2 separate regions of the Homo sapiens genome follow, and region 2 is linked to region 1. A link is an interaction called in ENCODE POLR2A ChIA-PET data of the cell type or tissue named here. Cell type or tissue: MCF 10A. All regions are shown on one strand. Links, peaks and the distances in the headings refer to the core of each region. The heading gives the core; the rest is flanking DNA.

The links. Peaks named below come from ENCODE experiments on the same cell type or tissue, not always from the same donor. Only the 100,000 strongest peaks of a DNase experiment are listed, where the experiment ranks them.
Region 2: POLR2A ChIA-PET joins it to region 1 with 6 read pairs; 2 of 35 experiments call an interaction of 5 or more read pairs at or near these places.

Annotation. Positions count from the first base shown.
Region 1 is chr5:106,750,332-106,756,155 of GRCh38, reverse strand. No RefSeq gene overlaps it. Among named protein-coding and RNA genes, the nearest start is that of LINC01950, 260 kb to the left of the region's middle. RefSeq lists an enhancer at 584-1,126. In MCF 10A, for the core only: no CTCF peak of the experiment used is centred there; no DNase peak of the experiment used is centred there.
Region 2 is chr5:107,534,447-107,540,270 of GRCh38, reverse strand. All of the region lies in intron 1 of EFNA5 (ephrin A5), which reads left to right. Among named protein-coding and RNA genes, the nearest start is that of EFNA5, 130 kb to the left of the region's middle. In MCF 10A, for the core only: no CTCF peak of the experiment used is centred there; a DNase peak (open chromatin) is centred at 2,350.

The DNA of each region.
Region 1 (5,824 bases), core at 476-5,475:
TAAAGCCCTGGTATAGGCTAACATGAAGCTGTTAAAATTGAGAACACAAGATGCAGGAGAGTCTGAGTTTCTTACAAACTCTAATTCCCAGCCCTTTACCAGGTACTAATAAAGATTTGTGGCAAGGCAGGAAGCTGCTGAGGGTCCCCCTAGGGAGCTGGTAGGCAGGGGTTGATCAGCTGGCACGAGAGTGGGTGCAGTAACTGATCACCACCTGTTTCTCTTTTTTTTTTTTTTTTTGAGACTGAGTCACTCTGTCACCCAGGCTGGAGTGCCATGGCGTGATTTCTGCTCACTGCAACCTCTGCCTCCCGGGTTCTCGTGCCTTAGTCTCCTAAGTAGCTGGAACTACAGGCACCTGCCACCATGCCCGGCTAAGTTTTGTATTTTTAGTAGACACGGGGTTGGCCAGGCTGGTCTTGAACTCCTGAGCTCAAGTGATCCTCTCCCCTCTGCCTCCCCAAGTGGTGGAATTACAAGCATGAGCCACCATGCCATGGTCACCATCTGTTTCTCTACCTGCTCTGATATGAAGCAAAAGTTTAAGGTAATTGGGGGAGGGGCGGCCAATACTCACCTCCAGGATTAAGGTTAAAATTCATTGCTTTTGGGGCAGGGGGAAAAGCAAAAACCCTCTACATCTGAAAAGTATCGATAAACCCTTCTTTTATGGATGAGAAGCAGAGGCCTGTTCCTTCTGGGAGAAGGTCAGGAAACTTCTACCCAAAACACCACAGACACAAGATAGAAATTGCTGGCCATTAGGAGAAGAGCAAGAGTGAGAAAGCACCACCCCTGAGGCTCAGATGAACAGGTCTTTTAAGAAGACTGAAGCTGTGCCAGGAGAACAAAAGCCCTACCGTTCCCTCTCCCCCACCCCCAACAAGAAAAGCAGTCTCCCATTGGGAGAGAGTTCCAACGGTGGGGAGAGAGCTGTGCAGAGACTGCTAAAAGCTGAAGGTGGAGCAGGAACACTGAGAAAATTCACTCAGAAGCCCAAGCAACCTTGTGAGCACAAGGTAACAGCAGGTCTCCCCTGAAGAAACTGAAGCTTTTAGTGCACTAATGGAAAGGGTAGCAATGACAAAATGGAAATCCAGCTCAACTTCTAACCACTATTTTAACTCTACCCACTGCAAGAATGGCCTGACAGGAGATGAAGCTGCTTAATTCCAGGGATAGATAATACTGACCTTGGTCTTCTCTGTTCTTCTGTATACAATGCCACTGTCCAATCAAAAATTATGAGACACACACACACACCAATATGAAGAAACAGAGCATTCAAAACAATCAGATTTAGAGAAACCCAAGACCCAAATATTAAAACCATCAGGTAGAGACTTTAACGAAGATAAATGTGTAAAAGGATTCAAGGAAAAGGTGGTCAATATGAAGGGACTGAGTCAAAAGCAAGCAAACAAACAAAAACTATGAATAAAAAATGAATACCTCAAGTGTTGATTTAAAAAGCCATTTAAAGAAAAACCCTTTTAAAACAGGATATGGCAAAACATTATTAGAAAGTTTTTGTGTGTATGCAGATATGTTATGAAATGTTGTTTCCTATTAAGCTTGTCGTGTGTATACATATCTCTGTATACAGATGTCAGTATAAATCTGATATATGTATTTCTTTATGTAGAGATTATTTTCCTCTCTTTAAATTTTGTTCTGCCTCTGATTTGATAATATATCTTAGTACTCTGGTCCTCATTATTCCTCTCCTCTTATATATGTCCTTGAGAAATTTTGTATGTGCCACACAATTTGTCATTTAATTATGTATATTCTGGTAATTTAAATATTAGTATTCATCCCCCAGATTCTGTCTAGATATGTAGCAAGGATCCTAGGAATATAGAAAAGACTGCCTTGCTTAATTGGAAGGGAATTTTTCAAAAAGTCATTCAAGTTCAAAGTAGCACTGACCCCCCACTTCTATCAGAGTACCCTCGATATTCTTTTGCATTAACTTTGTTCATTTGTTTGTCTACACTTACTAGATTTAATCCTTTGAGGGTGAGAAGCATTGTTTTATTCATCTTTGTATCTGGGATAATGTTTAGCTTATACTGGATACATGATAAATTTGTGCTGAATGAATGCATGAGTGAATAGAGGAATGAAAACTTTGTCTGTGGCCCAGCTGGATCCTCTAGCATTATCCTCTCATGTTTTCATTTTGCCTCAGTACAACTTAACTACCTGATGCTAAGCTGGATAATCATCCAACCAGCTGGGAAGCAGGTAATGCCTGAATCTTCATCTTTCTACATTCTAGAAGTACTAGCAGGGGCCGCTTCTTTAAATACAACAACAATCCATACTGTTATGTTTGTAATTGTTTTGTTCTTTCTTTCCAACACTATGATACTAAACTCAGATTTGCTTAGATGCCATTTACTCTAATGTTGATGAAGATTCTCTTTATAACTCGTTCTTTTTATTATTCTTATTATGTGTTGTAGGTTTTTATGGTGGCACTTTATTATTTGGTTGCAAAATGACTATTTTTTCTTTCTATATCTAATACACAATTTATCCTATTAATCTAAGATTTCTGCTCTGAAGTAAAGTTCCTTTCTATTTTCCTTTAAGGAGAGAATATTCTGAAGAAATTTATACTCAGAATGATGAACATGTAATGAAAATATGGAGTATTGAATTTTAATGAAAGGGTGCTACAGTATTAAAGTGTAGAATGTCTTCTAGTTCAATTATGTTGGAATTTCTAATTAGAGTACTAGAGGTAGGCATGAATTTCACTGTAGTTAAACATTTGCTGACAAGCCAGTCTTTCAATTTGGCTTTGTACATTAAATAGAGAAATATGATCTCGGTCAGCTTTCTATTAGAGAATGTTTTCCCATTAGGTCTACTTGCCTAGGAAGCTTTATACTTGACAAGGTATGATTCTTTTGCCTACCCATTTTTAGGTGTACAAACACCTCCTTTGAGGTAAATATTCAAATAAGTAAATTAATTATATTGATCACTGGGAAAAAAAAGTAAACCAAACTATTATAGGAAGTTGCTTAAGATAATACAAAACAAATGTGAATATTTTCAAATGAGCTTTGTATTGTAGTAATATTTAATTGAATCTCAGTAGCATAATATTGCAGCAAGTTTTATTTTTATAGAATTCATGAAATATTTTTATATATAGATATTAAATATTTGAACACACATCAGTTGAACCATCAATGTTTTTAATATGAATTTGTTTTGTATAAAATAATCAAAGCTGAAGGCATTCTTTCGGTTCTCCTTTTATTGTGGAGTTGTCTTATGCACATTTGTGTAAGATTAAAATAGCAGGTTTTTTTCCTAGTTAAAACATCAAATATTGTTTTATATTCTTTGTCTCTAAAAGAAATACTTAGAAATTTATATTTAATGAGTAATCCAACTTGAAGATTGGTAATTGATTTTTTTCTAAAATTTCAAAGACATTTAAAGTATATAGCAATTATTTCAACCTAATAGTTTTTCTCTACAGACTATCAGTGGAGATATCAATAACTTATTTTTAAAAATAGAAACTTTAGAAATTGTTATTTAGAAAAATACCAAAACAAAGCCTGAACCTATAATGTTAGACATCATGTAAAGGTTTAGACATCATGTAAAAAGGAAATACTGCTCATTATTAATAATTTATATCCTTTCTTATTTAGGCTCAAAAATACTGAATACTCACTGTATACTTTGCTACATTTTCATAATTGTGTATATTTGATGACATTCTGTGTTTTATGGGGCAATATTGTTGAGCATTTATTCAATCTCCCAGGATAGTCTATGAGAAATTTTGAAATTACATTTAACAGGGTAAATAATATTGCTAAATACCTGCTCTAATTCAAGCTGTGTTACTACAAGGCAAATGATTTATGGATTTACCACGTTGCTTTTCAGAAAACATTTCTCCCCCATACCAAATAACAACAATGCTCTCCATTACTGTCTCAATTATATACACTAATCTGTAATACTATCGTCTACCCAGCTTCTTCACTCCTAAATGTAGTCTAGATTTTTCTATGTCATTATATAGACAAATTCTATAGTTTTACATAGAAATACTATATTTCAGTTTATAATCACAATATTTATGTAAAGATAAAGTAATCATTCGGTAATAAAGAATATCTTTGGCATAAAAACACAAAAAAAGCTTTTTAAAAATGTCTTGTGATACATGTTCATTGAAGGTTTCTTTTGGGCTTTGCTATCTGTCTTCCTGTCTATTGGATCCAGACTGACCAAGCAGCAACCATCGATAGCCTTGCTGACTGTGAGAGATGGTATGGTAAAACATCTTTTGGTGCTTAAGATCTCAGTCTGGAAGTGACCCAGGTAACTTACACTCACATTTATGGTTTTGCTAAACATCATGGGTCCTGGGAAGTTCAGTCCTACCAATGTGCGCCTAGACAGAGAAGACCCAGAAATAGACAAACTGTGCTAATACCGTAATTTATTTTGTAAATGTCATACTAATATTTATTTCTCTTTCTTTTGTTTGTCTTTATTGTCCTCTTTCCTTTCTTTCATCTTTTTTTCTGCCATAAAGTATGCTTCTGTACAAATGTTACAAATTTAAGTACTTGTCACCCATCTCCATGATATTTAGATTTAATTATGTTTCTGACACATTGTGTCTGCAGAAAAGAATTTATATTGAAACATATTATAGCATTTCTGAAATAGCGAACACCCCAAGGTGGTGCTATTGATACTTTAAGGTAACTAAATTTACATTGTATGATGTACCATTTCAACATATTTTTCTGTAAATGTTCACTAATTTACAGCATAATTAAACACTACTGTATTATAAATATGAGAACCAATAGTAACAATACAATAATGGATGCTTGTAAATACATGTTTTCTTCTAACATATTTTATTAAACAATATTATAGAGACTATTTGTAAGGTGATCAATGCAGTATACTATACAATGCAGTATAGTAATGTAAAAAGAACAGCTTATATATCACTCTGTTTATAGAAATTGTATTACAAACGTTTCCTTTGGAACAGACTACAATTCCTTTTTTTACTTCTAAAACTGTTTTGAAATTATTTAAAGAGTTAGAAAATAACTGTTTACTCATTAATGTAAGAGAAAATTCACTTTTTCATGACTTAGAAATATTCCCAGTTCTGCTCCTATTTCTTTGCCACATTAGCAGTCAAAAGCCCAGAAATATCATGGAGATTTTCTTCAGACACATCTTTATTGAAAATTGCCACAGAAATAGCTGCTAATTGTGTTGTGATTGATATAGATTCTGCTGTTATAGGTTGTGTGAACTTAGTCACGTTGTTTAATCTTGTTGGTCAGTTTTCTTGTTGGTAAAATAGGGACAATAATGTAACATATTTTAATAGATGTGGTGAATATTATAGAATTTAATATGTAAAGTGCTTAAAGTTTTATCTCCCATATAACTATCATCACAATCTTCATCATTATCACAACCATCATCATCGTCATCCTGGAACTATAGGATAGATAATTTCTGAAGTCCTATTAGATATGGCTCATGTTATATTGCTTACCTTTTTTTATGATATACAAATTTTAGTGTTGTTCTTTCTGTTGTGTTGAAATGTTTAATTATTTTGTCTAATTTGGTTTAATGTGTCTTTATTTATCCCACCTTCAGCACTCTGTTTCTTTGTACAGATTAAACTTTCTGTTTAGCATCATATTCCTTCTGCTTAAAACGTTTCTTGTAAACGTGAGTCTGCTGGTAATGAATTTGCTGAGATTTTATTGGGATTAAAAGGTCTTTATATTTTTTT
Region 2 (5,824 bases), core at 433-5,432, 780 kb before region 1:
TTGTGCTTCCTCTGTCTTGACTATGTATTTTAGTTATGGGCATAATTATGTATGTTCATAAAGCTTGAGAATGTTATGCCCTTTGTGTTTTCCTTGTTTGCTTTTTGACTCTTGCCCCCTCCCCCTCTTCACCCCCAGGATAGAGCCTTGCCTCCCTTGAGTCCATCTGTCAGATCATCTGTCTAAGGAGTTAGCATTCCTTCACCCTCTTAGAATCCTTTAGAACAAATAGTCCATGGCTAAGGAAAAGCTGATGAGCATTTCTGTGTGAAAGGCAGATGTTGCACCTTATGGATCCCTACATGTAGTTTGAGGCAGGAAGCCACCAGCTAAGGTGTGACTTCAAAAGCCACATTCGAAAGCCTGTTCTGACCTCTAGCTGTGGCGTGAATGATTCTTTCCATGATTTCCCTCTCCTACTTTCTCCTTTTAATTAACCATAGAGTTAAATAACCATAGAGTCACCAATGGTATGCTGACTGGTTTGTATCCATTTAAGAGTTTTCTGGCCGGGCGCTGTGGCTTGTGCCTATAGCCTGTAATCCCAGCACTTTGGGAGGCTGAGGTGGGTGGATCATGAGGTCAGGAGTTTGAGACCAGCCTGGCCAACACGGTGAAACCCCGTCTCTACTAAAAATACAAAAATTAGCCGGGCATGGTGGCATGTGCCTGAAGTCCCAGCTACTTGGGAGGCTGAGACAGGAGAGTTGCTAGAACCCGGGAGGCAGAGGTTGCAGTGAGCCGAGATCACCCCACTGCACTTCAGCCTGGGCAAAAGAGCAAGACTTTTTCTTTTTTTTGAGACAGTTTTCCAAGTCAGTGATTCTCCTTCCCCTGCTTAAATCTCACTTCCCTTCCAAGCATATCTCCATGCTTGTAGTGGTCATGGATTAAGCACTATTACCCACAGCCATGCCACAGCTAGTATTTTCCATTGCTCTCTCTTTCCCAGTGTCAGAGGATCAGGGGGATCCCTTGTGTGTACAGGGCTCGGAGCAGCCCTTTGCATTCCACTGCCTTCGCAAATGGTGCAGCTCTTTTTAGCATCGTAAATTAAATTAGCACATGTGGCCTTAAATAGTCCAGGCATGTAGGGCATGATTATCTTTCTGAGAAAATGATCAGGACCACATTCAAAGAACCCAGTGTTTCCAGGCAGCTCCCAAGGACATGTCAGTGTGCTGTGAACTTTCTGGGGTATGAATGGGATTTTAAAGTCTGCCTTTTCATTAGTGTACCAGTGCATACTCTGTGTCTTATGCCTCACAAGCTGTGAATGTTGTGACAGTCGCTTTTGTTCCCATGTGTGCAGTTGTTAATTGTATAAGCCGGAAATACAGAAACCATATCAAAGCAAGGCAGCCTTGACAAAAGAGAAAAGCTGAATGCCTCAAAGGAACCACTGCTTAGAAAGGTACACATTCTCCTCCAACCCCTACACCCAGGACCCAGATGTTCACATGACATCATTGCAGCTGAATTCGGACTTTACAAATGGAATACAAAATTACGAACATAGCGTGGAGTAACCACTTTATCTCTTCTTGAATCTTCTATGCCTGCTCTACATTCCTGGTGAAATTTGTATCTCCAATGGCTTACACCACCCTACCACAGAGTAGATACTACACAAACTGTCAGATGAGTTTACTGAATACATTTTACTCATCCCCCCTTGTCAGCTTTGCTTGTGCTATTAAGTGGCCAAGACTACCATGTCAGTATCCAGCTCATCTAAATCCCACTTCCTGTCTGTACATTCATTGTACTTACTGCTCAGACCATTCTTATGTTCCTCAGTAATGGAATATTCAATTTGGGCATCTAAATTTTTGTGTCTGTGCCCAGTGAGATTCAAGAGCATAAACAGTGCTTTGTACTTGTCAGAATGGCAAGCATAGTACTTTGCACATAATAGAGGCTCAGTAAGTACTCAGTAAACATCAGTAAGTACCTCAGTAATTAAATTGTTATTTTTCCTATAAGAAAATGAATTTGGATGGACAAATCTGAGAGAAGAATCCAGGTGCTTCCCTATGTTGAGTAAACTCAGCTGTAGTGAACTCCTCTTGGCCTCAAACTACGTACTAAATGAAAATTGGAGATGCACCCTTTGTGGAATTATTCTTAGCCTGACATTTCCAGACTGACTATAACAAGACACATTATACATCGAGCTTCTGCTTCCCCTCTTCCTGCTTAATGGCTTTATCAATCTTTTAAGACTCAGTCGAAGGTCCACCCTATAAAATAGCCTTCCCCACCATTCTAATCTCAATATACCCCTTTTCTTCAGCCCTGGAGGACAGCTGACTCACCTCCATCATTTAATATTTGCCAATACTCCAGTGTATTATGTGCTAATCATTTGTGTGTATCTGGCTTCTTTCCATAACTAGCTTACAACCTCCTCTGAGGTCTCACGACCATAGTTTAATTCTTTTGAATACTGCACAGTAATTAGCGTGATGTTTGTCCCTGGATGTAGGGTAAAACATTCAGAAATTTGGTTTGCATGGCTCTGTTACCTAATAACTGTGTGAGCTAAAAAAAGCACTCTACCTTTTTGAACCTTACTTTTGTCATCAGTAAAATGTTCATGATCTCTCATGGAATCATCCTGAAGATTAAATAAGATTATGAATGGACAAGTGTTTTTGTTTTTGTTTTTGAGAAGGAGTTTCGCTCTTGTGGCCCAGGCAGGAGTGCAATGGTACGATCTCAGCTCACTGCAACTCCTGGCTCCTGTGTTCAAGGGATTTTCCTGCCTCAGCTTCCCAAGTAGCTGGGATTACAGGCAGCCGCCACCACACCCAGCTAATTTTTATATTGTTAGTAGAGACAGGGTTTCACTATATTAGTCAGGATGGTCTCAAACTCCTGACCTCGTGATCTGCCCACCTTGACCTGCCACCACACCTGGCTAATTTTGTATTTTTAGTAGAGGCAGGGTTTCACCATGTTGGTCAGGCTGATCTCAAACTCCTGACCTCAAGTGATCCACCCACCTCGGCCTCCCAAAGTGTTGAGATTACAGGTATGAGCCACCACACCCAGTCTAGACAAATGTTTTTAGCTTATAAACCAATATACTAATGAAAGAAATTGTTGTTGCTAATTGTTGATTAGTTTTGAGAAATCTACTTCAATTTTTTTTTTTTTTCTTTGAGGCGGAGTCTTGCTCTGTTGCCAGGCTGGAGTGCAGTGGCACGATGTCGGCTCACTGCAACCTCCGCCTCCTGGGTTCAAGCCATTCTCCTGCCTCAGCCTCCCAAGTAGCCAGGATTACAGGCAGCCGCCACCACACCCAGCTAATTTTTATATTGTTAGTAGAGACAGGGTTTCACCATATTAGTCAGGATGGTCTCAAACTCCTGACCTCATGATCTGCCCACCTTGGCCTCCCAAAGTGCTGGGATTACAGGCCTGACCCACTGCACCCGGCCGAAAAATCTACTTCTTATCCTATTGAGTATAAGTTTCCTGAGGGTGCCGTGTGTTCCCTGTGTCTCCAAACTGTAAATTGTGTTTTGAATTATTGTCAGTGCCAAAACATATTTTTTGATTGCCATGTTGGCAGGCTGATTGCAAGACTTTGAGCTCCTGTTTGATATATTTTAAATAAATACCTTCTGCCTTAAGAATTTGGACATAGAATTCATCAATCTTTATTTTAAGGGTGGTATGTTGACCATCCTTTAGAAATAAGATTATAAACAGTATCCTATGTGTGCTAGGCATGCAATATAAGAAACAAAAGTATAGAATAATTCTAATAACAATGTATGTGACCACCAGTAGTATAAAGATACAGTTGAGTGACTTATGGTAGGAAATGAAGGATTTGAAAGAAGTTTTAATTCTTTATGTCAGTAATTTTCTGCCCTAGTTATATGTTAATCACCTGAGTTGCTAAAGAAAAAATATCAGATGCCTGGGCTCTGTCCCTATTAAATTAGGATTTCTTCTCTGTGTAGAGGGTCGGCCTGTTGCTACAGGTGAATGGTATGAAACAAGCAGATTATTTGAAGATTTCCATGTGCCACCATTTAATGTCTTATTATTAAACTTAGCTGCTTCTCTGGCAGTGAGAATGTTGAAAAGAAATAGAACAAGGAGTAATTGTATGGTGTCATCTGAGTCTTATTAGAAGTTCAGTGAATGCCTCCCTCATATCAGTCAGGTACGTGGTGATAAAAGTATGCAAACTGGCTCAAGCAGTGGTTCCTGCCACTGATGAGTGCTTGGCTAGTGGGGAGAGGGATATAGAGGATTCCAGGGAATCAGCAGGGAAGAGAGGGTGCACTGTGCCTTAAAAGGGTAAGGGAAGAATGAGCTTTCCAGATAGACAAGTGTAGACTAGACAATGAGTGAGGAATTCTGGCTATTTATAAAACAAACCATGTTAGTATTTCCTCTAAACCCTGCACACAGTATTGATGTTCCATCAATATTAACTGGGAGTAATGATAGTGATGATCTTCATGACTAACATTAATTAAAATTAATTTTGCCCATAACGACCTCGAGAAAAAACTGTCATCGAGTAAGAAAATGAACCAGACACTACATTATTTGCCTTTGACTTTTCTAAATCTAGAAACTTCTTATAGTTAATAAAAATTATTTATGCTGCAGTTAGAGGGCTCTATATTCCATTTTAAATTTAAGAATATATAGTTTCTGTTTTCTATAAAAATAATGTCATATAATAAAGGTAAATATATTTTTCTTTTCAAACTTTATCATTTGATTAATCTTATCAGTTTTATTTTCCATTCTTTGAAAATTTTTGTTTTATTTTTGACTCTATGTTTTTCTGCATTGTTCTTTAGATCATCATAGTCTTAGTAAAGGTGTAATCAGGCCCATATATTGGAGGAAGATTATTTGGAAGTTCTTCAGTATTATTTATCATCTGCTACTACTGGCAAATTGCCTACTTTTTAAACCACATACTGTATTATTTGTTAGGTGGGGGTCATTAGGCCTCCAACCTCTTTTCTCCCAAATCTACAAACAGTCATTGTTCACCTAGTGTATGTGACATTTATTTTTCCTTTCTAAGTCTGCAGTCCTCTGTCTACCTACCTAGGTACCCACCGCTGTTGAATGCCACTCTGCCATTACCCTCCTCTCTTTACAATACAGGTTATTATACTCTATTTATACCCCAGGTGTGAGACATAGCTAAATGAAATAGCTACTAAGACTTTTTTCCACTTTTCATCAAAAAGGCATACGTGGAGGAAGGTACATCATATTTTTCACACCAAAAATATAGAAAGTCACTTTTAAAAAGAAAATGGAATATTTTCCTTCATGGCAAACTTTCATTATGCTTTTATTTATTTATTTTTCATGAAAGAAATTCAGGCTTTATAGAATCAGGCTCCCTTTGAAGATATACTATTTTCCTTTGTATCAATTTTGTTTTCCTTTAGAACATCATTTGGCTGATAAATTTGCTAGTATCCTGTTTAGCTGTCAGATTTTGATAAGCTTTCTGGGGAGCTCACATACACTGTTCATTTCACCCCAATTCAGTGCTGTTCTCCTTATATGTGGTCTACCAGAAGTAACTTGAGGTTAAGGTTTGGCACTTCTGCCTGGTGTTTTGGCTTTGGAGCTGCAAAACATATCACAAAGCAGACATAATATGTGTACAAACAGCTAGAGACACTAGTAGAATGTTGTCAGCTAAAAAGAAGAAAAGCCTCTGAAATGTGAAAAGGGAAAAATTGTGCTGAGTGTATTTAGAATAGCATGTTTGAGTCTATTATTGCAACCACAACTAGTATTATGTATTTAAAGATGACCTAGA